Linked DNA regions of Homo sapiens: region 2 is linked to region 1. Evidence: chromatin loops called from intact Hi-C (ENCODE). Cell type or tissue: PC-3. All regions are shown on one strand. Each heading gives the region's core, and the rest is flanking DNA. Links, peaks and the distances in the headings are about the cores only.

Region 1 (16,261 bases), core at 4,486-12,485:
AGACCAGCTACTTTCTTTCTCTCTAGTTCTTATACAACCCTTTGAATTATTACTCCATTTTATGGATTGAGGAAACAGGACCCAGAGAGACTAATTAATTTATTCCATGGTAGCCCATTACTCAGTGGCCCTGGAGGTCATGTGTATGTGCATGTGTGTGTATGTGCATGTGTGTGTATGTGCATGTGTGTGTATGTGCATGTGTGTGTATGTGCATGTGTGTGTATGTGTATGTGTGTATTGAGAAGAAAGGGGGCAGGAGAAAAGTTTATTCTGAAACTATATGATTATTTTTTACTATATCACATTACTTGTCATTAGGCTTTCTAGAGTTGACTGAACCTTTGGATTGAATGGCCCACGTAAAATCCTTCCATAATGGTGATTTCCATTCTCAATTTTTTTAACAGCTCGTGTTGGAGAAGCAGCTGCTTATTTACAAGGTATTTTTTAGTAGTACCTATTAAAAGGTCACCTTTTAGATGTCACCTTTTTATGCAGATGTACTTCCCTGTTTTGCAGTGGTTGATGTTGTATTTACATGCAATTCTACTCACAGGGCCCCAATGCATGATCCAATCATTGTCTTCGATTTAGAATGCTATTTGGACACAGTAGGTCATAGAGGAGGAAAAGGGACACAAGGAGAAAGTGCAGGGGAGACAATAGGGAGTGGCAGGAAGGAGAACTGTATCATACAAAAATTGCAGGACTTTCCACTTGAGTGACCTATGCCTTTTTGCTTGTTTGTTTGCTCACTTGCTTACTTTACCATGGCTAGGCTGGGGATGTGTTTTTGTCTCTGGATAAATTGTCCACTGGGAAAAGACCAGGGTATAAATACAGAAGAAATAGTAATATTAGCACCACTTCTTTCTAGGCCCTGGTTTTGTAACTCTTCTTCTCATACAGGAAAATAGCTCTTGTGTGCTCACAAGTGAAATGAGATACAAGAAAATTTTGTTGTTGTTCTTAGAGTAGGGTGGGAAACCCAACATATGGGAATTTTCTGAGTGTTGCAAATTGCCTACCGTCCTGTTAAGTATTGCTGAGCAGCTAATAAAAAAAGTAAAAACAGGTAAAATGAAGCAGCTAGTCCAGGAAGTGCTACAAATTTACATATTATGTAGAGTGCTAGGTTACTGTAAATGATTCCATTTGAAGGGTGTTCTGGTAAATCTAGTGCGCGTTCCCACACCTAGCACACAGACCTCAAAGGAGCAGACAGACCTGGGTCCAGACCACCCCTGGTTTCACAAGCTTCAGAGGCCTTGAATGGTATTTAACTTCCCTGACCATCGTTGCTCTTGGATGGAATGGAGATAATAATACCTTCCTTATGAAGAAAATAGGCAAAATCAAATTATCACTTAAGATTCCCTTCAGCTTTTACAATATAACCTTTAGTGTGGGAAAATCAGGCATGTAACAAGTAGACCAATATCTGAACACCGATGCATTGAGATTCCATCCAATTTGGGCACCAAATCAATCATCAACTTGGCCTTGGATGACCCTGAGAACTCAGATTAAGGTTGAAGAGAATTAATATGTGTACCAGGCTTGCCAATTTAACAAACACCCTTATGCATTTTGTCTTATTTAATCCAAACAACAACTCCTTAAAAGAGGTTTTGTTATTAGCCTCAGTAGAAGAAACCTGCGTCTCAAGGAATTTACTAGCCCGTGAACACAAACCTGGTCATTCTAGTGGAAAATCCTGCAATCTTTGTATGATACAGTTCTCCTTCCTGCCACTCCCTGTTCTCTCCCCCTGCACTTTCTCCTTTTGTCCCCTTTGCTCCACTTTTTATTACCTTCTGTGTCCAAATAGCATTCTAAATCTAAGACAATTTTTGGATCATGCATCAGGGCCCTGTGCATGGAATTTGATGTGAATGCAACATTAGCCATCGCTAAACAGGAAAGCATGTCTGAACAAAAAGGTGACATCTGTAGGATAGTGGTTTCTGATTTGTGAGTCCTGGATCCTCAGGTGGACTGTAGTAGAGCAAGTGTAGCATGGAGTCTCAGCTCTATGTAAAGTAATCTACTCAGTAGACTATGGATGGAATAAACAATCTGGCTCACCCATATCTCCACATTCTCATTACAAATATTTACACCTGCTTTTGTGGTTAATAAAATACAAAAATGTAGACAAATAACAGATTTCATATTTTTTCATTTAGGCAGTTAAAAACTATAATTTCTATACTCTGGACAATATGAAATTTGATATCATTCAAATTTCACATGATTCAATAAAAGAGCTTACTAACAAATGTGAGTTAGACAGGATTTTGACTCCAGGAAGTAAACAGCTTTCTAAATGGCACAGCTGCTCAGTGACTCCAAGGTGTGATCTCTGACAGACCCTGGGGAAACCACATCTAGAAAAAAGCTGAATGCAAAAGTCAACCAACTATCATTAAATAGGCCAAGCATTTGCCTGAGTACTTCCTCTGAAGTTCAGTAGCTGTATGGCCTTAGGTAAACTCTATAATATCCTTAAATCTTACTTTTGGCTTCTTTAAAATGACACAATAATAGTACAGACCTCATAGAGTGATTGTCAGGTTTAGATGGTCCACAGGTAAAGTGCTCACTTTCTGTCTGGTTGGCAGTGAGTGTAGGCTCTTACCACCACCACGGCCAATATTAATATAAACACATTAGTTAAACTTCTCTTTCTCCTCCTGTGATGGTTAATACTAGATGCCAACTTGATTAGTTTGAAGGATGCCTAGATAACTGGAAAAGTATTGTTTTGGGGTGTGTCTGTGAGGGTGCCAGAGGAGATTAACATTTGAGTCAGTGGACTGAGAGAGGAAGACCCACACTCTATGTACGTGGGCACCATCCAATTGGCTGCCAGCCCCGCGTGGCTAAAACAAAGCAGACAGAATAAGGTGGAATAAGCTGGTTTTCTGAGTCTTCCGTCCTTCATCATTCTCTCGTGCTAGATGCTTCCTGCCCTTGGACATCAGACTGCAGGTTCTTCAACCTTTGGACTCTTGGACTTGCACCAGTGGTTTGCCAGGGGCTCTCGGGCCTTTGGCCACAGACTGAAGGCTTCCCTACTTCTGAGGCTTTTGGACTCAGACTGAGCCACCACTGGTTTCCTACCTCCTCAGCTTGCCGAGGATCTATCATGGGACTTCCTTTACCTTGTGATAGTGTGAGTCAATTCTCCTTAATAAACTCCCTTTCATATATACATATATCCTATTATTAATAGTTCTGTCATTCTGGAGAATCCTAATTAACACCTCCCCTCTCCTCTCTCTTTCTCCCCTTGCCTCTTTCTCCTCACTGAGCCTGTGCAAGGCAAGAAAGTTAAGGATGTGCTATGATCTCGTGTCTTCTGGCTGCTCTCAGCCTGATGGGAGAGGCACAAACCTCAACATACGGGTATGACATACAGAAGGCATGGCAAGGATTCTCAGCCAGAAAATGGGGATTCATCAGGGCCTGGCAGAGCCTCTCTTCCAGGCCAGCCCCACGTGCTGCTAACATGTTCCTTTTCTCTAAGTTCACTAAAATTCCTCAGGGAAACAGACAAAGCACACATAAGACTGGGAAAACATCCCATTGTAGGAAGCTCATCTCCCTTCCAACCAGGGACCCTTGCTAGGTCATCTCAGACAAAAAAAAAAAAAAGAAAAAAGTTTTACCCTGATGCTATAAGAAAAGCCCTACGTCCCCAGATGATGAGAGAATCATTCTGCATTGCAGACCAAAGTGTTCCATCCACAGCCTGCCAGCATCTGGGGTACAGGGACTCTTGGAGTTTGTGATATTATGAAAGAATCCTGGTTAGCTTTGTGCTCGGGCCAAAGGAGGCTTTCTTGATTAGTTAGGTATCCAGGATCCCAACTAGGGTATGGAGAGCCAGGCACTTGTCTCAGGTGCAAAAATTGAAAGGGGGAGCTAAAAAAAAATCAGTAATCAAGACAAATATTTTCATACAATATTTTAAAAAATAAATATTAAGGCAAAAAACTCTGATGAAAAACCCATCAAGATTTTAAATAAATAGAGTGAATCAGTATGATGGATTTAACTTTTGCCACAGGCTCCAAATATCTGGCCTGGCCATCTTATTGATTCCATCTCACTCCCTAGGGAGGAGCAAAGAAGGAAGGTTCCAGGAGGTAATACATTTTTCTACATTAAGTTTATGACAAGCACTTTGCAACCACTACCTCATATCTTCCTTTTGGTAACGGTGAAATACAGGGAGGATTAACCCCATTTTATAGACAAGAAAAACTGAGATTCAACAAGAACGAGTTACTTTTGTTGGGTAGAGACAAAATTGAAATTCAGATGTGTCTGAGCCCATGGCCTATAGCAAACTTGTCCAACTCGTGGCCCATGGGCTGCATGCGGCCCAGGATGGCTTTGAATGAAACCCAACACAAATTTGTAAACTTCCTTAAAATATTATGAAACCTTTTTTAAAAAGCTCATCAGCTATCATTAGTTTAGTATGTTTTATGTGTGGCCCAAGACAATTCGTTTCCCAGTGTGGCCTAGGGAAGCCAAAAGATTGGATACCTCTGGCCTATAGCTTTGTCATGCTATTGTGGACCTACTTAGTCGACTACACTACTTGGCTCAGTCTTGTCAATGACAGGACTATTCTGCTTCTGCTGCCGTAATAACATGGCACAGCCTGGGGGCTTAAAGAGAAATGTATTTTCTCACAGTTCTTAAGGCCGGAAGTCCAAGGTCAAGGTTTCAGCAGGTTTGGTTTCTCCTGAGGCCTCTGTTCTTCGCTTACAGATGGCTGCCTCCTTGCTAGGTCCTCTTAGGGTCTTTTTCTCAGTGCCTGAGCATCCCTGGTATTTCTTCCTCCTGTTGTGGGGACACCAGTCCTATTGGATTAGGAACCACCCTTACGATCTATTTTAACCTTACTTGCCTCCTTATAGGGCTCTATCTCCGAAAATATAATCATATTGGGGGTTAGGGTTTTGTGATAAGAATTTGTGGTGGGTCACAGTTCAGTCCATAACAAACAGTTACTCTGCTTTGGGACTCTGTTACTATAGACATCACAGGGGCTGTGTGTATCATTGCCCTCAGAATTGATAATCGAGTTGAGGTACATAATATTTGCATAAAGTAATTCTACTGCAAAGCCAACAGTAGATACTACAATTAATTATCAAATATAAAATAAATGAAGGCAGGGAATGTTATTTGCCATTTTATCCTTGAGAATACCCCTTGGCACAGAGTAGGGCATATATGTGTGTGTGTGTGTGTGTGTGTGTGCATATGTGTGTGTGTATATGTGTGTGTGTATATATGTGTGTGTGTATATATATGAATACATATAATATATATGTATTCATATATATATATTCTTCTTCCATATATATATATATTCTTCTATATATATACATATATATTTTCTTCTATATATATACATATATATATTCTATATATATACATATATATTCTATATATATACATATATATATTCTATATATATACATATATATATTCTATATATATACATATATATATATTCTTCTATATATATACATATATATATATATTCTTCTATATATATACATATATATATATGGAAAATTCAGAGAAGAAGAAGAATCTTGCCAGCCAGGAAAACAAGGAAGGAACACTTTTGAACTGGCCTTGAAATTTGAGTAGACTATCAGCAGGTCAAGATAGAAGAGTGTTTCTAAGAGAAGATAGTGCGCCAAGCCCTGGAGGCAGGAAGACACAGGTCTGCTGAGATAAGAAACAGCAGTTAGGTCTGTCTGAGGTAGAGACAGAAGCTGCAGAGAACAAACACAAGGCTGTAGTCAGACCATGAAAACATGTAGTTATTGAAATAAAACCCTAGGACTTCACTCCTCTAGCCAGATGCTCCCGTGGCTTCTAGATGAAAGATCCTTATGAGCCAGAAATCACATGGGGTGGTAGAAAGTGCAGTAGACTGGAAGCTGAGCTAGTTGAATTGTATTCTTCTTTTATACACTTGTATTAGTTATGTATTGCTACATAACATGTTATCCCCCAAAACTTAGTGGCTTAAAAAAAATCATCATCTCTCTGGGTCAGGAATCCAGTCATAGCTTAGCTAAGTCTTTTGCCTCAGAATCATTCACAAGCATGTAATCAAGGTGTAGGCCAGGCCCGTGCTCTCATCTGAAGGCTCAACAGGGGAAGGATCTGCTTCCAAGGTCACTCATATAGTTACTAGCAGGATTCAGATTCTTGAAAGTTGTTGAACTGATGGTTTCATTTTCTCCTTGGATGTTGGCTGAAAACCACTCTCAGTTCCTGACCACATGGGCCTCTCCATAGGTCAGCCCACACATGGCAGCTTGCTTTATCCAGGGCAAATGTGAGAAGAACCAGAGACAGAGTATAAACCAAATAGAAGCCACACCCTCTTCTAGGCTAATTTTGGGGTAGAGATTATTGTGTTTAACAGGAAGGAGGCAGAAGCTAAAAGCTACTGATATACACTGAGACACTTGATATCTCTCTAATACTGTGAAGATTCTTCCCTCTGGCATAGTGGTTCCGTGGTTGGGTAGTGGGCTGACTCTGCCTCTCTGCCCCTCACCATCTTAGTCTACCACCTCATAACATCCAAGTATTTCCCTAGACTCTAAGAATGGGCAGAAAATTTCCTACTGTGGAGACAAGAGGCCTTTGAGACCTAGAGCCTGTCTTATTTCCCTCTATACTCACAGTGCTTAGGATGGTGATAGGCACATGGTGGTTGTCATCACTGTTTGTTAGATAAATCAATATGTAGCATTCTTTTACATGCCTGGCACTAGGGACAGAGCCTGAGCTTTTTACTGGGGCAGAGAATCCTGGGATTTACACAGGGGCCTCTGCTTTTTTGTGCCCAACAAGGACCCTCCATCTGTGCCTATGTACAGGGGGCTGCATCTTGCCATGGAGTCTTGAAATGCTTGTTGGATGTTTCAAAATGATAACTTTTAAGCTCACATTTCACAACTAAAATGATTCCATTGTGTTCTGAAAAATCTTTTTAATTGAATGTTCTCTTTGTCAACCCAATAAACTGCTAGTTTTGCAATAAGATTCCCCTGGCACCTTTCCTGGAAGGTTCACTGTGAGAAATTCACTCACATAACAATATAGTAGCAAAATCCTGTCAGCTAAGTTCTGTGGATTGATCACCTTCTGTATGCCAAGCACTGTGCTAGGTGCTGGACACAGGACAGTGGGTCATATAGGAACTCACAGAAGAAGGACAGAAGCCTCTTTTATGCTGCACTATTTTTTTTTACTGGAGATTTTTTCTTTTGTTTCCTATCACAGGAATCAACAAGACTTTCTTACACACACAGCGTGACCATAAGTGGAGAGAGAAATGTGCCAGAGTAAAGACAGCCATACATACTTGACACTTCTCCCATTAAAAAGTGGAGTCTATTTCCTTCCACTTGAATCTGCACTGACCTGAGACTGCTTGGACCCATAGGAAATGGCAGATATGACATATGGCCAGTCCCAGGCTTTGCCTTGGAGAGACCTAGAAACTTCTACCATAGTCTCTTGAAGCTTCGAGGTGGCAGGAAATAAATCCAACCAGCTACCTGGCCGGAGAAATCAGCAGGAAAGGCCCCAAGAATATGTGAAGAAGGAGATGGGCCTGGTAGAGCCCAGGCTTCCAACCAACTGACAAGACTCCAGGCATGGTAATAAAACCATCTCGATACTTCTAGCAGCAGCAGCAGCAGCAACCAACAGAACATCACTAAGTGACCCCAGTTGTGCCATCTGCCCCAGTTCCTGCTGCACAAAACCATGATATAAAGAAGTGGGTTATTTTACATCAGTAAGTATTGGGTTAGTTTTATACTCAGTAATAAATCAAGGGAGCATTTTACAACAGTTTCCCAGAAGATGGGCACAATAGTGGCCCCACAGGGTGGGGTGAGAAGAGTTGCTGAAGCCTTAGCATGAGACTCTCCCAGAAATCCCTTTTTTTTGATTTTCAGAAAGCCCTGATGCTACAGTAATAATAGCTAATATTTCTTAATTGCTATAAATATGGCCTTATTTCCTGCCACTTTGGGACATGCATTATACTCACTAGTAACTGATGCTTATGCCCCTGGCTGCTGGGAATAAATATTCTTATAGCCGCTATAAATCTTGCTGATCATTCAAGATTCCTCTTGGGTACTGGCAACTTCAGGAACTTTCATGTTGACCTAAGAGTCTCTCTACTTTTCATAACTCTATCTTAGCCAAGTTGTATTTTGTTGAAATTATCTCTGTTATCTCCACAAGTTTCTATTTTCCACTGGTAAGATGGTTGAAGATACAGATTGCATCTTCCTCATGGTTGCATGTATGTACAATTTTAACAGAATCTGCACATTGTAAATGACCAACCTAGCATTTGCATATTGTATTACAGTTTATAAAGGGTTTTCATGATTATCCCTCTTGAACAGTTGAATTGAGGCTCAGGGAGGAAAACGACTTTCTTAAAATCCCTGGGTCACAGGGGCTCCTCACTCAGAGGCTTGCTAATTTTCTCCCCCACATACTGAGGATATGGAGAACTTCTTAGTGGGAGGGAGAGAGCTGAAGCCCTATCCTCCCCATGGATACATATCCTTTGTTTTCAGTGTCTGGGAAATGCCCCAGGATTCCCTGCTGCGTTACCCTGGGAGACTATTGCTCAATCCCAGCAGCTGCTCTGGAGGAAGGAAAAAGCAGACATTCTGAATGTATCATACATACAATGCAATATTGAATTGGAGGTTGCTAATGAGCGAGAACTCTTTTATTGTGTAGTCTACTTCCAGTGAGGTCTAGCTCTTAATTTTCAGTGGGCGTAGCAGGAAGTACTAGTGTAAAAAATAAAACATATATATTACTAATACTGTTGCTATATAAAACAATATTTGGCCAAGATGGTTAAGATATGATTCAGTCCTTGTTCATCAAGTTGCTAAATATTATTCAGTGAGTGGAGTCACCATATGGCATAACTGAATTTTCTTGGGAGACTGGGTAAAATATTGTGTTGGATATAGAATTTGGAATTGTGCATGTCTCTGGTGGATAGAGTCTAGATCAAGCTGCAGACTGCTAATCCCATTAATCCCTCAGGCAAAGACTCTAATGCACGTGGCAAATGGAAATGGCTTAGCCCTGCATGTAGCACTCCACGAGGGCGAGTTTCTTCTCAGAAACTGAGGAAGGGTGGGCAGAACCACACATCTAGACAGATGCAATCTTTAAAGAAAAGTGTGTGTGGGCAAGTACAGTACCAGCTGGGAAAATCTAAATGACTGAAACCTATGACTCAGAAATCTTAAATTGCCTTAAAATTAATGAAGCTCTGTGGGGATGACTCAGTTCATTCATGTCCTTAGCTTGCAGGCTCGAAAGCTTGCAGAAGGAGCTGTTGTCTAAAGTTTGGAAGATCAGACTCCACAGAAGGAATGGGTCACATCCTTGGGGGTGGTCTGGGGTGCATGTGCTGGAGAGCCAGGTGAGCTGGTTTGCATCCTTCCCAGGGACCGAGTGACTTCTGGCAAGTGAAACCTCTGAGCCCTAGTTTCCATTCCTGTAAAATAAGAAACAGAGATTGAATTTCTAACTTCATCAGCTCTGATATTCTGATTACTCAAAGTCCCAGCAAGAAACAGAATTTGCCCTGGGTGGTTTCGATGAAGAGATTTTAATAAAGGGACTCCACAGATGTGTGTGCTAGTTAAGAGAACAAACAAGGAAGAGGAAGGCACCCAGAGATGAGTAAAAGCTTCTGCTATTACCATCTCCATGGTCAAGACACCCAGGAAAAATGGTGTTACTGGAACCCAATGAGAACCAGATCTCTGGTGGAGAGCCATCCTCTACCCGACCCCCGACCCCGGAAGGAGCCATCTTCCTGGGAGGAGGAAGCCCCTGCCAGAAACACAGTCTTAAGCAAGAAGGGAGCCAGGAAGAAGTGACCTGAAGCTTAACGTATTTCCCTAGTGCTGCTCTTTGGATGAGTCCAACTGGACGCCATTCAGGAAGGGAAGAAAGCTGTCCACAGGAGTTGGCCTCATGTGGCACAGAGAAGAGCAAAGAAGAAGGGTAGAGAGTGGGATCTAGAGTGGGTGAAAACAGAAAAACCAGCACACGTTTTATGCTTTTATAAATTTCATTTCTGAGTTAGGGAAAAAAGCACAATAAATATTTTCTCTGGAATAGCTGAAGAATGACTCTCAACTAACAGAGTTTCTGAGTGTAAGGACAAGGTTTTGCTTACTTCTTTAACCCATCAAAATCTAGCATGATGTTGGTGCTATGGTAAATAATCAGGGAATATTTATTGAATTAGAGGCTGGTCACAAATAAACGTTTATAAACATCTGCATGTGTATAGAGCATGATGCATGGTACATGTGAAGTGAAAATCTGTTGAACAAATAATGTGTAAGATTCAAAACAAACTATGTAAATCTTTCAAATGAAAACTTCTGTAAACCTCAGACAAATACTTGGCATTTTAGTTCTAGGAGTCATTTTGAATGTGATTTATAGTTGTCATTGCACAATGTGTAAATTTCTTGGACTATGAAAATGGGGTCTAAAATGTGAAGTAATAAATAAGCAAGGAGGGACTTAAAAGAGACATTTTCTACCTATTGTTACTGTTCAGAAATTATACAAGCAGGAGTGCTCACAAAAGTAGAATGTTCAGCATATTCAGACATACATGAAATCACCTCTGACATGTGGATGTACTAACAGAGGGATGCTATTTACAGTCAGGCAGGCCAGGAATGCACACCTAGCTATAGGATCTCTCAGTATTCTGACTTGAGACAAGTACTTGAACCTGTGAACCTCAGTTTCCTTTTAATCCCTGCCTCAGGATCCATGTGAGGGCTGAATGAGATGATATGTGTCACATTCCTAGTAAAGAGCCTGGCATGTCATAGATGTCCATCACTTTGTTCCATCTTTCTTGTGGGGTCACTGATTTTCTTGGAGTTGACATAAGGTGTAAGACCAAGGGGTCACTGATTTTCTTGGAGTTTATATAAGGGGTAAGACAAAGGGGTCATTGATTTTCTCAGAATTGATGTAAGGTGTAAAAACAGTCACTTCTTTTGCTAGAGGGGATTCTCTGCATGACAGAAGCACAAGAAATGGTGAAAGTTACAGAACACATCCAAACTATCATTATGTTTCATGTGTAGGAACTGATGTTCACCTGTGTTGCCTTAGCATGTGGAGGAGCACCGTATGTATGTGTCACTAATTCTTCTCTTCAGTATTCACCTAGCTCATATGACAGGCAGTGCTGTTTGTATAAGCTGCAGCCATTCTCCCATCTACGAATGGTCAAAGCCAATTCTCTCTATAGAAGCTGAAATGCCAGATACTTATGTTTCCAGCCTTCCATGCAAATAAGCAAGGCAATATGATACAATCCTGGCCAATGGAACTTAGGGAAATTCTATCTGGGAAACGTTGGGGTAAGATTTTCCTCTCCAGTAGAAGTGAGGGGTTCGTGGGGAGAAGCCCATTCCTGCTCTGTATATTATCATGGAGGCTATGATGCCTAAGGCTTTGGCAGCATCTTGAGACCACAAAGGGAAGCCAGGAGAACTGAAGAGATGTTGCCCAGAGATCTAGTGTAATTGAGGTGCGAAATACCAGATTCCTATCTCGAGAATTTTTGTGTTTAGAGACTCATTTACAAACACTGATTGTTTAGGCCACATGTAGACATGTATTCTGTTACGTGCAGCTGAAAGCATGCCAACTAAAAACCTATTTTCAGATTTCTTCTGGGGAAATAATTGAGTTCTTATGTTTCTGACTCTTCTCTCCAGCAGGTCATTAAAAGCCTAGAGTCCAGAAACTTCGTTAGACATTTTGAATTCCTCCATCCATTTACTTATTCATCCATTCAATCATTCATTATTTATTCAATCAATTCAATATGTATTCATCCAGTATGTGCCAATTCTTTTTTCCACTAATTGACTTTTGTGAGCTTTTAGAATCCTGCTCTAGCATCATGACCTTGAGGAAGTCTTCCTGGACGCCCACTTTCAGCTAAACAACCTTTCTCTGTGCATACTTAACAGTCACACGTAACATCTTTGGGGGGACCTCTCATGTTATATTGAAATAATTTACCTGTATATCTTTCCAACCACAGTGTACTTTTTTTAAATGCAGAGACTAATTAGTAGTCCACTTCCCTCCTTCCTTCCTTCCTTCCTTCCCCTTCTCCTTTTTCTCCCCCTTCTCCTTCTCCTGATCCTCCTCTTCTTCCTTAAGTTTGCATTATAGCAAACTTCTTAGCTATCAATGAGTATTCAAAACTCTTTGTAGACCAGACAGAATTAACGGACAGAGACTATGCCTTTTAGCTTTGCAATCCTAGTGCATGACCCAGAGAAAGTGCTTTGTAAGTGTTTGCTGAATAAAAAATAATTGTAATTCAGGAGAATATATTTTATTGAAATGACCAACTGGACCTAAGAATCATTTTGGAAATGGGTCAGTGCCATCTTATGTAGCATTAGGTAATAGTGGTGTATCACAAATATGTATTAAATAAATAATTTATGCCCATATTGCATCCAGAATTTCAAATGTAAAATTTTGTGTGGTGTGAAGTATGGCTCCATCCTGATTTTTTTTCCAAATTGGCTACTTAATATCTCTGCCTTATTTTGTGAATATTCCCTCCCTGACATTTTGAAATATCAACTTCATCATATACAAAGTAGTCATAATAAGTGGGTAATTTTTTGGAATCTTCAGTTGCCTTTCAGTTGCCTTGCAGCTCACACAGTATCTATAACTGTGTATACATTTGTCTTCCTTTTATTTTAGATCTTTTTCAATAATTTTTAGACATTTAACTATCCAGATAAACTTTGGGCTCAAATGTTAAGCTTCATAAATATCTCAAAATTCTCTCTTAAAGTTGAGGTAATATTTATAGATTATGCCATGCAATATGGCACAGCAAATAAAAGCACTGTTTTGCAGTCCACTGCCCAGAACTAAAATAATGACTTTATAACTTTTTAGCCTATGATTTTTGCCTAGTCAATGAATCAGTTTCTTCATATGCAAAAATGAAAATAATATCTATGCATAGAGTTGCTAGTTAGATTAAAATAAGGAAATTCATATAAAATATTGATCCTAGTGTCTGGCACAAGGAAAGTATGTAACAGGGATAATTAGATATTTAATGTCCCAGCATTATTCTAGTAACTTTTCACAATCACATCAGACTTGGGTAGAGAAGAGAAGTGTTTATCTTGACTTTTCCATTCAGTTGTTTTCAGGAGTAAAACTTGGAAAATGTAGCTCATTTTATTTATTTGTCTATATATATATAAGGAGAATTATAACATTGGTCTGTCCTACTCACAGGTGACTTAAAAAATCCAAGGAAGTGATAGATGTAGAAATGTTTTCTCCAATGAAAAGGATCACAACTGTATGAAAACAGTAATTACAATGCTCACAACTGTTGAGATTGTACCTAGAAGGTCAAGTCTTGAGGGTTGCATGAAGGAATTGCTACTGGATTTTGATCTTTAAATGGCCCTCTTTAGTTGCAATATATTTGGGATTATAGAATATAAAACACCTTTGGAATATGTATGTTTTATAACTAGGAAATATGTCTTAGGATCCAAAGACAGACATAACTTATGCATTGCCACATTAAATTGACCTCAGCATCCTCATCTGCGGTATTTTTTAAAAGGTATTAACCTTGAAGCATTAATGGTTAAATCTCCAATAAAGATGCAAATGATTAATAGAACAATGCAGTAGGGAAGTTTTCTTTTGCTGTACATGACTCACCATTTATGGGAAAGACTTTGTAACATGTTTACCTGCTGGGGACTAGTCAGATTCACCTTGAACAATGAGGAAATATCAAAATCCCTTGTGTTTGTGCCAGAAAATAAGCATATCATTATCTAAAACTCTTTGTGACCATTTCGCTCTGACATTCTATCACTGCATTCTGTAGCAAAGACCCTGAAACATGTCACTTTTCTGTAGACCAGTGTGACAGAATTTGAACAGGCCTGACACAAGTGTTGTGACTTGTGATATGGTTTTCTGGTTAGCTGGTAGCTAGCACATAGGTAATGATATGGCTTTAAAGTTAGATTTTTAAAACTACTTTTGATTTGTGACCATGAAAGAGCAACTCGTTTTCAGCCAGCTTTTTGAAATTTTTTGCTAGTTAATCTAAAGGAGGTTACTCTTAATTAAATGTGAATAGTGATTTTTAAGGGCACTTAACGACGTGTAAGTAGCACCTAGTAAGCACATCAAAATCCTACACTGTCACAAGTTGCCATCGCAGATACTTACTCAGAACTTTCTTAACCCAAATATTGGACTTTTTAAGAGTTGAGGATCAAGGGCAATTCGGGAGGGGAGTGACATTTGTATAAAAAGAATTGACATTACATATTTTTTAGAAATATGTATTTATTGAATGACAAATTAATTTTATAATATTGGTGGACCTATAAAATAGTTCTATTCAAACCTATTTTCAAAAGTAAAATTCTTTTTAAAATTTGAAAAATTTCAAACAAATCTGTATCTGAACAAATGTCGACCCTTCTTTATATTGAATATCTGAACCATAAAAGTTAGTCTAACCTGAATAATTAGTTTTGGATTATATTTATCTACTTTGAACAATTTCTTAGCCATTTGTGTCTTCAAAACCATGCCATAGTATCTTTCTGAAATTTAAAAAATATGGTCTTATCTTTAATTTTAATAAATTGTCTCTAATCCTCTTCCAAGTTTCATTGTAAAGTTATAATTTTGAAATTTGACACATTCAACTGACACATTTCTATAGACCCTATTTTTTAAATTGTGAAAACATTCTCTATGGCTGCTGAAGTATTTGGTAGGATTAGAACAAATTCTACTGGCAGAAGATACTCTTAATAATTTTCTTCATACTGAAAAGTGTACATATTTCACATCAAATAGTGTCCCAGTTCCTATCTTTGCTTCCATTCATAGCACCTTTCCTCCTTCAATCTTTTATTAGAACTTGTACGTCATTTACATTTTTCTCATCATTCAGGTCTTTCCTTTCTCTTGCAGGGACAAAGGTGAATGTCCTGTTATTTGCAAGCTTTTTTTTTTTTTAATAATTACAACTTGTTAAGAGCTTCAAAAGCTGCAGGGTTTTTTGTTGTTTATTTTTGGGCAGAGGGCGCACTCCACTTGCTACCTTGATTAAAGATTCCCAACCAATTCTGAATAAAATATGAGCAAATTTAGAGACCTGTTTACAAAAAGTTTAATGGCATTGCAGGGCACTTAGATTGATGTGCAGAATAGTTCTGAATAAATCAAAAATTTCTAAAATCTGATCAGAGAAGAACAAAGAATGTAGACACACACACACACACACACACACACACACACTGATTATAAAAATATTCAACATTAGCTTTGTCAAAAATTTTGTAATTTAGTTACTTAAGATGTTTATATGTATATCTGTATGTTTTGACAATGACGGATTTTATTTTGATTGGCAGATTATTTCAGCTTCTCTGAATTTTATTGTTAATTTTGTTTATCTCACAAGAAATTCCAAGGACAGTCTGTTCCATAGATTTCTTAATTTTGTATTTACATTACATCACAAACACATAATTTGATCTTTGATATTGAACTTTTAATTGAATTTTCAATTCATTTTAACATTCAATTAGGTTTACTTTGATTCCATAAAATGGAAAAACAAAAATTTATTATTGAAATTAATCTGACTTCCTATTTTTAGGATTTTTTAATGAAACTGAAATTATTTAACTCTTTATGAATTTCTTCTGCTAGTAAAACCAACATATTAATAATTATAGTTTTACACTTGGTACAGGTTCAAAAATACTTAATTTTAAAAGTGAGTACAATTAATTTAAGGAATAATTTGATCTAACTGCAAAGTCATGCTCTGTAGAGTGATTGTAATCTCACTGTCTACCACATCATATGTTAAATCATACTTGGCAGGCACTTCCTTAAAATAATTTTGAAATAGATACTGATGTTTCTTCAGCACAGTTGATCTTTCAGTTTCCCTGTGGTTACTAATATTACAACAACATGTATGGTAAAAGAAAGCATTGAGGAGTATTTTTTGCCACGTCATGATTCATTTTCTTGAAAAACAGAAATTTACACTTTT
Region 2 (16,261 bases), core at 3,499-11,498, 110 kb after region 1:
GATTCATCTGGGGAGATTGAAAAAGCTGTGAATGCTTGGGATGCATCCCAGACCATGACATACACACTTTTGGGGTGAACCCCAGTCATCAGTATTTGCTAAACCTTCTCCAGATCATTGTAATGTTAATGTGAAGGCCAAGGAGAGAACTACGGATGTGGAGCCTCAACTTAGAGATGATGAGAGGACCCACCTATCTCTTGGCAGGATCCGAGGTTCCTTAAAACATTACCACAAAAACTTTAAAATTGGACTTTGGGTCATTTACCTATTGTGAGAACCTAGTTGAGGGGACTTGGGTTGACCGAACCTATGGAATCTGCCCCCTCAATGCCAATAGCCTTCCTAGTCACAGCACGGTGGCCTCCCTAGCATACACAGCCACCTCATTCATCCTGGTTTGCTTAGCAGATAGTGGACCCATCCATTAGTCTGCCAAACCCATGCCATGCACTTCCACCTTTCAGCATAAAGACTGAAAACATAGGGAGCTTAGACTGTTTACATCCTCTGCGTAATTTGAATCTTCTTTAGTTTAACAAAACTGAGGCCACTGAAGACAGGGGATACTTTTCGTTCCTCCTTGGAGACATCATGTGAGTGAGTTGAGAGAACAGACACCCTGGAACCAAATGCACCTGGCTGCAAGGCCCAGCTCCAGTGTTCCCTAGCCATGTAGCTTTGTCAATACCACCTAGAAACCTGAGCCTCAACGTCCTTTTCTATGGCATGGGGACAATAGCAATAGCAACTGTCTCAAACGGCGATACGGAAAGCTGAAATGAAATAGCATTTGCCACTTAGCAAGCCCTGCATCGAAATTAGATTTTTTTTCTTCTCCCCAGCGCCTACCACAATCCAAACACATTAGAGATGAGAAAGTAGGCTGCTTAGAGAACGGATACATATATAAATTAATTGATTCCAAGTGTGTCATGATATAAAAACATAGCATGAACTTCTGAGGTGTCCTAGTTGAGTAGTAAATGGCTTTAAAAAGTCATATTTTATAGGGCTTTAATTAATCATTTATTGGCGGCTTTCCTATAAAATGAGAACTCACCTTAGGGTTCATGCACAGAATGAAAACACCAATTACGGTGCTACACAAACCCAGTCACCCCTGAAGGACAGCCATAAATGAGCCTATCAATCCCATGATTGTTAGGCTCAGTCCAGTCAGGAAATGCCCATCCACAGAGTGGGCCCTGCCATTTCCTCCCTGAGGCCTTTCGCTGCAGACTGCAAGTCTGGGCGTTCTCATAACGACTCCCTTTCATTGACACCTCCTCAGCACAAGGCACTGCTCACCTCCTCATCCACTTCGTATTAATCCTCACAATCTCCATTCCCAGTCTTTTACCAGTGAAAACCCTGAGGCTCCAAGAGGTTAAGTGATGCCCCAAACCACTCACTAAGTAGCAGAGGTGGCCCTCACTCCCTCATGCCTCTGCACCAATGTCCTCAACACCATCTTGCCTTTCTTCCAGATCCGAGGAGGGAATCTTCTAGGAACGAGGAGGTGGTGAGTCATGGCCTTCTTTGTAGGCCAGGCCTGGACCTGGAAGCTGGCTGGGGACAAAGCTCCATGGTTTGAGGAAATACCAGAGAGCCTCAAGTTGAGACTTGAAGGGGCTAGAGAAGATCCGGAAGAGCTAGAGACATAGGCAGATAAATCAGAACCTGTAAGATAAATATATTCCAACACAACACTCTTAGGCAACATTTTCTGATTTCTATGGAACAGACGGATGGTGACAATGATAATAATGTCCCTCAGAGAGTTTTGCCAAATCTGCTGTCTTCAGGGAGAGGAAACCTTCCAGTCTATAAGCATAGAGGGAAGACCGATGGCTGTCTGTACTCTCATGTTTTGAGGTATTGGAGTGAAAACTTGCCTCGGGCATTTAAAATGCCATTTCATAGAAAATTTAAATGATGTGGGAAAATCCACATACTACCCCCCATGTCATTTGTCCTTCTAGCCCCGGCCATAGAGGTGTTATTTTTGGTTCCTTGTACACCCTGTGGACCATGCTCTTTCCTGCCCCTTACCATATAGGCTGTTCCCTTACCTTATCTCTGCTTTATCCTAATAACTCCTATTTATCCTCTAGGTTTATTTCCTATATTCTTCTGCAGCAATACCCTCACCAGGTTTGATTAGGATAATTTTTGCAATTGCTCTCTCTGCATCTACCTGCGTCACTAGCTTTTTTTATTCTCTACACCACTCTCCCTTATTCTCCCAGGACATGTTACACATGCCTGAAACAGCAGAAGCTCAGCTACTTTGAATTAATAAATGAATGTTGAGTTTTAAAGGTATGATTCAAATAGTATGTGCATGTATGGATTATGTAATTTCCTCTCAACAATATGTTTTAGAGATCCACACACAGAAAACGTAGGATAGAAATATTTACCATTAACACCTGATATTATAGGTATAATTTCCCTTATTTTTAGTCTGTGTGATCTGTATTTTCCACAGTAAGCCTATACAATTTTTATAATCAGATCATAATATAATCAGATAATAAAAATGAACATAATTGCCCTAAGGCTTGGTGAGGAATAAAAAATAATGCATATGTAGCTTTCTTCTCATAATGCTTTTTTGGATAAAATGTGTTTCTATTTGCTGAAAAGTAATAATGGTCATTTCCATTGCAGTGCTTCATAGCTTTCGAGGTGGTTATGTATTCACCCCCACATCTTAGTTTCAACAACCCTTGACATACCTAGCAGAGGGGCCTGTTTTTCATTTTATAGACAAAGATGCAGAGGCCACAGCCATGCACAGTGGAGAGAAAGCTTGGCTGGAGCCTGCACCTCTCAGGCTGAGTGCCCACGTGGGAAGGGCCTTTGATTTCTCTTAGCTTCAGCTTCTTTATAAGTAAAATTAAGAGAAAAGTACTTACCTCTAGAAATTAAAGGACCATGCTAGAGAAATCAGGCCCCTCCTTGCACATCAGAGATGCTCAGAAACTTAACTGACTTGCATGGGCTTTGTCATCAACGCAGATCAAGGGCTCATTTGGAACCCAGGCTTGTTCCAACCTTTTCCATACACTGTACTATTAATTGAAAATAAATGATCATCTGCATATCCACAACCTTAGGATACAACATAACAGACCCCATTTGTTAGAATAAAGGATTGAGCTGTATGTGGTGGAGAAATTGCTTGTGGTGGCCTTTGTCTTTTCAAGATGGCACAGGTTCTATCTGTAATGAGTTGGGCAAAGTGAAAGTCAGTGGGTCTAAGTATGCTGTCTCCTGCTTCTACTATACTCCTGGAGCATCATTGATTGGGCCACCTTTGTCTCACCTATAGATGTCCAACTCATAGCCTTGGAAGTCCTATGCTTGTAAATAACAGCTGAAGAAAAATCAAGGTGGCAAGAACTGTTCAGATTTTTGTGGTCCTTACAATGTAATCAAGTGGCAAGGATAGCTTTCTCCCATATATGCTTCTACGGGGGCAGTTATTGCCCTGGACTCTATGCTGTCTATTCAGTCTCCACCCATGGAATCTTCTCAGCCAGACTATATGTTTCCTTAGCCTTTTACTGAAAACCTTCCTTATGGAAGACTCTCTGCTGTGCTGGTGTATCGAAATGTGAAGCAATTGTTGGTCTCTACAAATCTTTGCATTCTGAGTCTCAAGTAGTACACATGATAGGCCCTCATTAAATCGAGTGATGAGTGAATGAATGAACACTTGCAAGCCTTCTCCAGGCTGTTGATTCATTACTTTTATACATCTCTTGTTTGTAAGATCTAAATGCGTATTTTAAAGAATCTGTGGAAAGTACCCAGATCTAAAGACCTTTAGTAATTGCTCTTTGAAACGTTGCATAAGATCCTGCCCTCAGAAAGGCTGCATGCTTAGTTTAGTAATCTCTTATCACCACTTTGAAATTCTAAGTAGTTTTTGAACCAGGATTCCCACATGTGCACTGGATCTCACAAAGTACATAGTTGGTCCTATCTATCTTCCTGCTCAGAAAGTCTCAAAATACTAGAGAATTGTTTCAATATTACTTTCACAAAATGGCATGTTAATGGACTAAATGTGCCGGAATCAGAAACTTGTTAAATTTGACTCTGCCTGAGCTTAAACAAAACTTAGATTACAGAGGAAACTGTGTAAATATGCTTGAAGTTAACCTGACCAGAAAATATTTGACAGAATTTTAGAAGTTAGCTATGAAGAAGTTGTTTGATTTCTCTTCATTATTTAGCTTTAGATACTGAATATCTTACCTGATATGGTCTGGCTGTGTGCCTACCCAAATCTCATCTTGAATTGCAGTTCCCATAATCCCCACGTGTCCTGGGAGGGACCAGGTGGGAGGTAATTTAATCATGGGGATGGTTACCCCCATGCTGTTTCCATGATAGCGAGTGAGTTCTCAAAATATCTGATGGTTTTATAAAGGGCTTTTCTCCCTTTGGCTGGGCATTTCTCCTGCCTGCCATCAGTGAGAAAGGACATGTTGCTTCCCCTTTGCATCATGATTGTAAGTTTCCTGTGGCCTCCCCAGCAATACTGAACTGTGAATCAATTAAGCATCTTTCCTTTATAAATGACTAGTATTGAGTATGTCTTTATTAGCAGCATGAGAAGGAACTAGTACATTACCCAAACTAGTTTCATCTTTTAAGTGAGTGCGTCCCTTGCCCTCAGCAGATGTTTGCTTAAAACTAAACCAGTACCTTCCACACTGTAATTTTTTTAACTGCTAAAGTCCAGGTAGCATTAACCAATTTATGCATTCTGCCCAAAGAGCAGGAGAATGAAGAGTGGGTCCTGAGAACTGGAGGTTCCTTCAGTGCAGGGAATGTTTCTGGGAGTCTGAGCTCCAGCCTGCAATGGTATGTAGAATGGAAAGTTGTCATTAGTTTCCTTTGTCATGTCCCATTTTGTTCAGAGGCCTTTATAGCAACAACCAGTGAATTTATTGGTGTCTGAGGCCCTAATCTCTGACAAGTGAGGCTGCAATATGGAACTGCAGATTGACAGCCAAAGAGAAGCTGGCATGTGGTAAGAGAGGGGCCTATCTATCCTTTTTGGTGATGGGACTGAAAACTCAAAAATATGAAGTCCTCCCTACCATGGCACCCTCCATGATATGTTTAATCCCATAGCTTAATATATTATTTTTCATATGTTTCTCTGTAGCCCTGCCATTTGAGAGATCTGTAAATAAAATTGCTGATGGTGAAGGACTGTGTCCCTTAAAGAAAGGAAAAAGGAACTCATATATTTGTTAAGTATCTAAAAGTACTTATATTTTTGCATTTATATAATCCAGAAATCCCATGAGAAAAGCATTATTATGATCATTTTATAGATAAATTAACTGTCCTTATGAGATGCTAAATAACACAGTTAGTAAACCATGGAATTAGTGTTTAAATATAGCTAACCCATTCCCAACACCTTACTCTTCCCATACCACGGGCTGAGAAAAAGTGAGGAAAATTCAGTTCTGGGGTGACTTCAAGTGAAGTGGTTTTCATAAGAAAGTCTACTCCTTCTGAGAGTTTAAGACCAAGGACCAGGATCCAGTCTGCCTGATGCACTTTATTATCCCCAGGAGGTTGCTTTGCTCCCCCGGGCCTTCATGTTCTCATTTCGCCAGTGCAAATAGCAACACCTTTCCTGCCCACTGTACTAGGTTGTTTTGAATTACAGGGAATGCATTTCAGGTAGAAGTAAATGCCAGTGTGATTGCGTGGTTATTGTTGCTGATGTCATTTGTTTTTGCAGAGAACTGAATAGGTTTATTCTGGAGGTGATAATTGGGAAGGTCTGTCCCCATGCTGCCAGGCACCATGGCCAGCCGAGCAGAATGCTTTGACTTGAGAATTTCATGAGCAAGGCGGAATAAGCCACTCAGCTTCTGTACAAGCAAAGCCAGGCAACAGCATTAATTAATGTGGATGAGAAGAGACAGGCCCTTGTTTGTAATTAGGAGACTCTGTGGACCTTGTTTTCTTCTCCAGTCTCTCTTAAACATGGTGAGAGCTGTGGCTTCCATGGGGTGAGTAGTTGCCCACCTCTCCACCTCCCTCTCCTCAGCCAGCTGATTTCCAGCCCTGGGATCTGGGGTACAGGAAGATCAGGTTTACATCCTAATCCTAGGAAACTTCGCCTCAGCTCACTCGGTTCATTTCAACCAAAAGGTGAAAGGAAACTGAGAGTTAGCTGATGCCAAAAAAGGCAATCAGACCAACACAAGCCAGAACCGAATTATGTCACTCTGGGCTTTCTGCACCGTTGCCACCATTAACACCTGGAAGGCCTTTGATTGTCACATTAGCAAAACATGCCATAAAGCATGAGCTTCCCTTCTTCCCACAGAAACCCTGGCCCCTTTGCAAGGGGGGGAGGTGGGGCAGTGTCACAAAGGTGGCTTTCAGCCCTAGAAGGCTTTCTTGATTAGGCCTCTGAGGGGAGACTTCCACGAAGTCTTCTCACAGGAATTTGCAGCCAGTTACAGCACTGATTTCCAGCAGCTTCTAGATGAAGGACTCTTGGAACCTCTGAGCCCAGAAGGACAGTGGAGATTGGTTGCTCAAATCACCTTATTTTATAGAGATGAAAATTGATGTCTCAGGTGAAAAATTTAATTTTCAACATGAATTTTTCTGACCACCGTGTGTCAAATAGGATGCAAAATGTTGAGGATACAATGATCTCTAACTTCATCTCATTCAGAAGTGGAGACTGTCTATCACGTGCAAGATGCAGGGAACGTTTACTAACTACCACCGAATACAGCAGAGCTGTGAATATAACGACAGCCACAGGTTCCTTGTCAGGAAGTGCAAAATAGGATCACACACACACACACACACACACACAATGTCTCTACAAATAACTAAGGTAGCCAAATAATAAAATATCTACCTTTCAAAATAGCTACACATTTAACATTCAATCATGTGTAAAGTATGTTAATTTTTCTCTGCTCATTTCCTGATGCAAGTTTATTTGAACTCATCCTGTCTCCTCAGTATCATGTCTTCCTTGTCAATCAAAGCGCTCTTTGAGTCACCTAGTGCGCCTAATCTTTATTTAGGTTTGAGAGGCAGATCTTCTTGAATCTTTATAAAAGGTTGTCACTGGAAGTTTTTTCCCAAGTCACAAGTTTCTATTTACTATTCATGATCTTTGCAACATACATCTCTTACCCAATTGCGTTCCTAAAGTGGTTTTGATATCCTTGTTTGTGACAACGTGCAAGAAATGAACTTGGGAGGTCATCACCAACTCCCAATCCCCAGAGAAATAATTACACCTAAATTACATTTCTTTGCCCCCTTTGTTAATAATCCCGTTAAGAGACTTCTATGGAGATCCAATACCAATGTTTACTGAGGTTGCTTCATGTTAATGTCTCTTCTCCAAATACTAATCTGATTTGAAAAGTAAAATATTTGGGAAAGTCCTCTATAGTAGATTTTATATAGAACTAGATATGTTGCAATTCCTTATTCTCAAAATGATGTGTAGTTTTGGGGAAGACAGTTTTCCTTTTAATCTGACCTTTATGGCATAAGTGGAAGGGTAATACAGTAGTCCCTCCATTTCCGTGGGGAATATGTTCTATGGAATATGTTCTAAGACCCCCACTGGATGCCTGAAACTGCAAATGGTACTGAACCCTATACATACTACACTTTTTTCTGTACATACATACCTATGATAAAGTTTAGCTCATAAATTAGGCACAGTAAGAGATTAACAACAATAATAAAATAGAACCTTGATCACAATATGCCAGTTTCACTATTGTTGCACTCTGAGGCCATTATTAAGCGAAACAAGGTTTCCTGCACACAAGTACTGCAATACCAGGACAGTGATTCTGAGAGCTGGGATGGCTACTGAGTGACTCACAGGCCGGGAGCATACGCAGTGTGGATACATTGGACAGAGGGATGAATCAAGTGCTGGGCAGGAGAGAGCAAGGCAGCACAAGGTTTCATCATGCTACTCACAATGGCACACAATTTACAACATGATTTCTTTCTGAGATTTTCCATTTAATGTTTCCAGACTGCAGTTAACCATAGGTAACTGAAAAGTGAAACTGGAAAGTGAAACTGTGGTTAAGGAGGAAGGAGGAAGTACTGTGTGGAAGAGAGTGTGAATGACTTTTTCTAGAAGAAAGGGGATGAGTTAAGAAACTTTCCAAGGAGGAAGTGATACTAGAGGGTGAGTTAGAAGGACCATAGGTCATGGTGTTAAGCAAGTGAAGTTGGAAGCACCCCTCATATAAAGGTACTATGGGGAAATGTTAAGAACCATGGAATATCTGAGATTTTCTTTTCTTTGCAACCAGGCAAGTTAGCTATTGCAGGTTCATGAGTGCCGGCAGAAGAAATGAGACTCCTGGACCAGAGACAAAGGACCATTGTTTACAACACAGACAGCAGCATAAACTTCATGGTTGCATTGGTTCGCCTTGTTCCAACTTCTAATGGAGGCAACACAAAAGTGGACTCAGGTGAATGCTGCATGCACAGGTGTGCATCACAAATGAGGAACTCCAATCTCATGAACTCAAATCTTTTATACTAGATTGCAAGCAAACTTGTGGGAATTTTTTCCCAGAAGGAAGACATTATCTTTCTTTTACCTGGCACTTAACAAACTTACCCTCTACTCTGGAGGATGATGCTATCTATATCTTCCAAGGCTTCTTGCTATACAAACATCCTTGAAAATATAGTTATCTTTTAGTGCTTCTGCTTGCAATACCTTCAGAAATGGGAAAACCCAATGGAGAATTGACTCCCAATAGGAAAAGCAAATATACTTGAAATGACTTACTTGAGGTCACAAAGCCAACCAGGTCTACTCACAGGCTACACAGTGCACATACACTCTACTCCCGGCCTTTCCTGCTGACATCATTCTTCTGTGGGATGATTGGGTCCTCTAGATAGCATGCAAGCCCGAGGAGGCACACAATGAGGGAAGAGCCCATGCAGCAGGCAGACTTCTAAAGTGACCCCCAATGGCCCACATCCTTGTACAATACTTACCCCTTGAGTGTAGGAGCAATAGGAAGGGTATCTCTTCTGTAACTAGATCAGTTATACATCAAAGGTGAAAAGATTTTGAAAATGTAATTAAGGGCCCTAATTAATTGACTTTGAGGTAGTCTAAGAGAGATTATCCTGAGTGAGTCTGATATAATCAGGCGAGCCATTTAAAACAGGTGCCTTGTTGTGGAAAGAGCCACATGACAGAGAATGACAGGTGTCTTCTAGAACCTCAGGAGTTCTGTCTCACAACTACAAGGAGTTGAATTCTGCAAACTAACAGTGAGCTTGGAAGAAAATGCCAAGCCTCAGATGAGTTCACAGTCCTAGTAGACACCTTGATTGTCTGAGCAGAGAACCTAGTTACGCTGTACCTGGACTTCTGACTCACGGAAGCTGTAAGATAAGAAATCTGTGTTGTTTTAAGTTACCAAATCTGTGTACATTTGTTATATACAACTAATGCACCCCAAGACTGACTTCTAGTTGTTGTATATTTCTTAACTATGCTTCTATAAGATAGCAGAATGAAGACACACGTATTTATTGAGCACTATTACTTGTTTTTATTCATCTTTCTTAAATATGTGCATAGCTCATATTAATTTCAATGTTTAATATTAGAAGTGTTTTGCTCTTTATTTAGAAGTTTGATGATGTTTTTGTGATTAGAAATATGCTGCAGGAACTTAAGTCCTATTTATATCAATTAGCCTGTGGTAAAGTTGGTTTCATTATACATCATTTAGCTTGAAGTCCAGTTTTCAAGAACCTACTAGATCTGACTTTTAGAACTATATTAATATTTTGCATACGCAAATATAATTAATAAGAACGGAAGAAAAAAACTCCACATGGAATGCGAACAGAAACAAAGTAACCAAACTGCATTTCAAGTTAATAACACAACCGCACTAAAGGAAAAAAGAAAAAAAGAAATGTCACTTTTGAGAACATGTTTCTCTAGTTAATAAGTCCTCTGCATTAGAAGTTGGCAAATCTTCTTTCTAAAGGGTCAAATAGTTAATATTTCTAGCTCTGTGAGCTATATGATCTCTATTCCAAATATTCCGCCTTTGGATCCAGAAATCAGCTATAGATAATATGTAAATGGATGGGGGAGTGGCACTGTGTTCCAATCCAACTTTATGCATGACATTGAAATTTGAATTTCATATAAGTTCCGTATGCCACAAAATTTTATTCTTCTTTGGGTTTTTTTTTCAACCATTTAAAAATGTAAAAGTTATTCTTAGCTCATGGGCAATATAAAAACAGGGATGTACCAGATTAGGCCTGTGAACCACTGTTTGCTGACCTTGCATTCATCAGTGATTGAACAAGTCTAAATTCAGCTGTTTACTGTCTCCAATGTATATTTTATTTTTTGATATCATATTGTAGTTTAATTACATTTTCTCCGTAACTCTGCCAGCTCCTTTAAAACCTTATTTTCCACTTGACCAACACAAATTCTGTCTTACTTCATAGCAACAATATTTTTTTATATACTGAGAACACAAAGCAGATGCATTCTACTTTTTTTCTGCCATTTGTAGTGAATTATTTTGCTTTTCTCTGAATCTTTATTGCTATGTCTCACCTTGTCATGTGTCAGAATGTTTTCATACAGCCCATGTTGTTGTTTTCTGTTGTTCTTTTCTAGTTTTTTCTTATATGAGATAAGACGTATATATCTCTGCTGTTTGCCAACAGATAGGGAGTGTGTATTCACTTTGATCTTTTTATCATTCATCTGGGTGCCACCTTAATGTCCCCTCACATCTTAAACTATGCAATAAGCATGGTCCCTAGCCAAATGTCTAGTGTGTGGTAGACCTTTATCTTGCACTGCTTTGTGGGAAGGTGGATATTTTTTCTCATTCCTTCAATATGGTTTTTTAACCATCAGAAATTTTTTGTCCTCCCATCCTAGCTTCTGTATATTTGAAACAATCTGTACTTTTTCTTGTTCTTATCAGTGTGGGGCATTTAAAAATGCACTATTCATAGCATTCTGCTTCTCATTCTCTGTCTGCCCTTGATGGAGAGAGGGTTGGAGAGTGGAGGTGGCCAGCAGCATTTTCCAGCATCTCTTTTTTCTAGTTAGAATGCTCTGTTTCAGAGGTTTAGGTGGGAGTCAACCACCAGTCCTTTCCCCAAGCTCATTCCTGCCATAGTTAAGGACAATTCCTTCAGAGACTGGCCTGTCATTCATCAAAATCCTCACTACTACTGATATTGCACTTTTACTGTTTAAAAAAGTTTTCATAGGTATGGGTTCAGAGACACTAAGTGATTTGCCTAAGATTTTGCAACAAGAATCGGAAAAAGGATTTAAGTCCCCTTCTACAAAAATTTGAAAGTATGCTCCTTCCATAGGGACCCTGTCTCCACAAAGGTTAGGCCACCAAGAAGTCATTAACTGGCAAATAAAAAAGTAACATAAAAATGCATAGTATGGTATTATAAAAAAAATGAAAAAGTAATTCATCAATGGAATGGAAGATCAATTGTACTCAGTGTGTTTTGAGGTGGGTGGGGGGGTTGTCTTATTTCATCTATGATCCTCTAGTAGACATTGGCATGAAGACACAACTTAAAAGAGGCCTCTGTTGTCACAATTCCAAGTTCTGCAGCTTCTCGATTTGTAAGTCTGAGGTAGTTTGGGGAATACAGGCGCCCATGATGCATATTGTAAACCATAAATTAATGAGTGATTAAAATCTTACTAAGGCAAACACACAGCCACAAATCTGAATGACGCACAATTATTGCCAGCCATAGCCAGCAGATGTATAGAAATAATTGGCTTTTAATGCTCATGAGTCAGTTTTATTACAAATAATGCATTTGCATGAAGTTTGTAAATTTATGCTCCAGTGGGAAGATATGGTGACTGCACAGTACAAACAGGCAAAGCAATTACAAAAAGTGCATCCAAAATTGATTAATTGTTCAAAGTCGCATTTATTTATATGTTTGCTTCTAACCTTGCCTCATTCCAAAACAAAATAATTTCTTTTATTTGAAGAAATATAGCCATTATAAGAATTTGTAATTGAAGAAAGCATGGAGAAAGGAAAATGAAGGTCAGAAAATATAATAAATCAGCAGTGAAGTTAGTATGCAAGATGAATGCCAGAACATTCTATATGTATGATAAAAACATAATGCAAAGCCACCTCTATATTCATTAAAATTCAAAACAAAAGAGTGAAAACTGATTTGTGTATGATTCATAGTGTCTATAACAAAAAAAAAAAAGCACGTTTTTCTCAAGGGAAATATAACTTTACTTGGTAAAATGACCAGAGAAAAATTTACCTTATAATTGATCATACGAGTGACATGACCATACAAAGAAACGAATGTTTAGTAACATCTCCAAAGCAAATGCAATAGACTTCTTTCTGATAATGCTCCAGTGTGTAGGCTGATAACCTTCCACCAAATTGCACTTAAATAAAAATTAGGCTCTTGAAGAAGGGAATTAACCCCCCTTTCATACCCCTCTCCCTGCCATATTCGTGCATACTTCCTGGCCTGTCATCCTTCCAACCTACCCATATTTTCATTTTAGTTGGGTACAAAATGTAGTGCTTATTTTATTATGGCCATGTAAATGCTAGGCACGATTGACACAGGACACTTGAATGAATTTTCTTACACAAATTTGTTTTTCTTAAAGTTGTCTAATTTATCTTTCTTTTTTTCTATTAATTATTACTAATTCTTCCCCAAATTCTTCCCCAGAAATAAAATCTCTTTATAATACAGTGGAGTGTATCCAATCTTAGGAAAGTTTCATCTGCTTGAAGACGTCCTTCCCAGAGGCTTCTATCCATTGAGACTGGTACCTCACTCAGCCTGGAGCATGGCTGCCTAACATCTCCCCTCACCGTCCTGTGGAGACCCCCCAGCTCTTTTGTGTTGAATTCCTAGTTTAATGAATCTCATGTTTTTTAGTGTCTTCCTTTTTTTTTTTGTAAGTTTCCTCCTTGAATAGCTATCTAGAAAAGTGCATATGGCAGATAATTTTTTGGGTCTGCGAACATCTAAAAATGACTATTCCATAGGCATGCATAATGGATGATCTAGGTGCTATGGAACACTGATTGGAAAGGATTCTCTTTCAGAATTTTCGAGGAGTTGCCACTTTTGCTTCTACTTCATTGTGCCTGGGACTCCTATTTTCCTCCTACTGGGAACACAGCATCATATATCGAACCTGCTTTGTGCATACACTGCTTCCTAGAGATGTGAACTCCATTCTCTAGCTCTGAGCCGTTGCTTCAGCTGTGTTTTCACTGTTCCAGTGTTCTTTCAGGCCTGCAGCTTTTAGCTGGTGTAATATTTGTTAAGGTCATTCCTGTAGTTACTGGCCCACTCCCTCACCTGCATTTCTGTTAGGTGGCCTCACTAGTTTTTGACAGTTGTTTGTGGAATCCTGTGCCAAGCAGCCAACACTCTGTAAGGCTTCGGACACTGGGGCTGTCTGACACCCTCAGGTAAGTAAAATCCATACCTGAAATATCTACCAATTTCTCTCAGTGACTTGGTGGCATCTGCAATGTGGAAGGGGCCCACTTGGTCAATTGTTACCAAGTGACCAGTTTGGTCTTCAAACTCAGTGTGGGCCTCTACATTTGATGTTGACACTCAGTGGCAACACTAGCCTTGGTCAGTGAGAGATCCTGCTGTGGGGTCCGTGTGGAGGCTCTCCATCACTGCCACTGCTTTGGCCATACGTCCCTGTGCTAACACTGGTCTATGACAAAATCTGGCTGACATTCTGTCTACTTGGATATTGAGTACCTCTTCTCTGGTGGACGCTCTGTGGTGGGTGTTAACACGTGACTCCAAGATCTTCATACACCATTCACATTCCAAATGCCTCTATCCCACCCCTCCTTGTCCTTCTCATTGCAAAATTTGTTTATTTATTTTTTCAGACTTGCCAGGCTATTTGCTGCTGCCTATGAATCTGTACAGTCTCATGTTAGGACACCTCTTTCCACAACTGCACAACTAGGTGCTCTTCCCAAAGTGCATTTCCCCTCATCACTGTCTTTCAAGGCTGCCTCCAAGAAAGGCTGTTATTTCTGACTTGGGCCACATTCAGAGCCAACCCATCTGCGAACCAAGCGGGATCACACCATGTGGCACTGGTGCATGATGAGGGAGGGTGCTGGGGCATCAGCGGTGGGTGGCATGGGGTCTGTGTTCCCTTTGCATGCAGTTGGCTCTGCCCCTGGTCCTGCCTATGCTACACTTCATTTTCTCACTATTGTTGCCAGTTGCGTCTAATTTTATAACACGGTGTGTTCCGACAGAATCTACGTCATTGTGGGCAGTTCATCATTCAGGGTCAAAAAAGTCTCATGCATAGATATTCCACTTTTATTGGGGTTGGTGGCATGGCAGCAGTTGTTTTTCAAAAGGTGATTCTCCACTGCATATGCATGGCAAAGTATCCACTGGCATTCTTGGTCCAGAGTCCAAGAAGCTTGCTCTGTGATGCTCTCCCTTGAGATTGTCATTGGCTCTCCATGGTCTCTTTATCCCACCACTAATACCTTTAATATCTTAGGATCTGCTGGGTCATATGGCCCAAGGGTAATGGCCGCTTGAACTACAGCCTGAACCTTTTACAGTGCACTTTCCTGTTCTGGGCCCCACTCAAGGCTGGCAGCATCTCATGTCACCTATACATGAGCCAAAGCAGTATTCCCGGGGGGTACACTGCCCAAGGAGTGCTGGAAGCCACCCAGAGCAGGACAAGGTAAGGAATGGAATTTTTCTGTGAGCATTTTGAGGATGTGTGGATCTGTCAACACCTGAATTTTGGACTTCTGGCCCCCCAAACTGTAAGAGAATAAATGTCTGTTATTTTAAGCCACCCATTTTTAAATAATTTGTTATGGCAGTTACAGGCAACTACTACAGGTGGGATCCTGGTTTGCCCTGAACACTGACTTCCTAAATATTTTGCTAGTGTGGCAGGCCATATAGCTTTGTAGGTTTCATATTCCACCCTCAGCTGTGTGTGTCTTACTAAGGCTCCCAAAAAGGTTGCCACCTTTGGTTCCTCCAATCCAATTAGCATGACGTATAAATGCAGATGATCAATGTGATGCTCTGTGGATGTCAGACAGTCCAGTACATCTTCAGACTGTATTATTGACAAAGTAGGGGAGGGAGGGAATCCATAGTGCCTTGAGGCACAATTATGAACGTGTAGTTTTGTCCATTCAATGTAAATATTAACAACTTTTTATCTTCTTTCAGATAGAGATAGAAAAAATGACCACAATACATGGCCTCAAACCATGCACTGAAACCATGTTAATCTTCTCTATCAAATATACTTGATCTGGAACAGAGACTGCGATTGTGATTGGAGTTATATTTGGTATAGTTGGTGGTAGTACATTCCCCTCCTCTAAGGCTCATCTGGCTTCTGCAGGGGCTGGACTGATGAATTGATTGGGTATTTGGTAGGGACCACTATCAATGCATCATTTAGATAGTTATGAACGAAACTCATTTTTTACATGCCCTGGAATGCAATATTATTTTTAATTTACTGTCTTGGATTGAGGGGGAGAGCAGTTTCAGAAGGGCCTGAGAAAACAGCAGATATTGCAGACTTACAGTTGATTAGATATTGGCCTTGAACTCTAGTTAGTTAACTCTGTTTAGTTAGCTCCACCCCAAAACTGAGGCCATAGTGACTTTTGGAGTTTCTGGTATCACTGCCAGTTTGAGTTTTCCTATTCTCCAAGTATAAAGTTACCTGAGTTACCTGTCTACCTGGATTTTGACAATGAAGTGCCACTGCCGGGCTTCAGTAGGGATCTTATTATCCTTATCACTATCAGTGACCCTAGCTCTGTAATAATGCCCTCTCCTATGGTCAATTCCACCTACAAAGGACAGCCACCAATGAACTTCTTGGTGATGCTGGTTCCCGTCTCACCAGAACACCTCTTCTTTTCTCTGGGGATTTCCCATGAAATATAACCACGTGGTGGGCTTTTTGTATGTTGTATATCCTCCCTAGAATGCTCACTCCCTAGTTTTTTATCCCATTCTCCACCATCAGACACAGTGATCCCAACATGTAGACCTCCCTTACTCTGGCCATCACTTTTTCCATGCTCCTAGGAACTAGTTTGCATGCTCCTAA

The links. A loop is a pair of places that touch in the nucleus more often than their neighbours do. Peaks named below come from ENCODE experiments on the same cell type or tissue, not always from the same donor. Only the 100,000 strongest peaks of a DNase experiment are listed, where the experiment ranks them.
Region 2: it touches region 1 in a loop (2.9-fold over the local background); 7 of 110 quality-filtered maps call a loop at or near these places.

What each region holds. Positions count from the first base shown.
Region 1 is chr2:12,695,446-12,711,706 of GRCh38, reverse strand. LOC124905974 (a long non-coding RNA gene) reads left to right here. Exons shown (of 2, transcript XR_007086222.1): 1 at 1-3,181; 2 at 7,342-13,843. Among named protein-coding and RNA genes, the nearest start is that of TRIB2, 13 kb to the left of the region's middle. RefSeq lists a cis regulatory region at 5,553-6,032. In PC-3, for the core only: no CTCF peak of the experiment used is centred there; DNase peaks (open chromatin) are centred at 8,866 and 9,386; H3K4me3 peaks cover 1,727 bases; H3K27ac peaks cover 4,942 bases.
Region 2 is chr2:12,580,110-12,596,370 of GRCh38, reverse strand. No RefSeq gene overlaps it. Among named protein-coding and RNA genes, the nearest start is that of TRIB2, 130 kb to the left of the region's middle. In PC-3, for the core only: no CTCF peak of the experiment used is centred there; a DNase peak (open chromatin) is centred at 7,920; H3K4me3 peaks cover 344 bases; H3K27ac peaks cover 1,029 bases.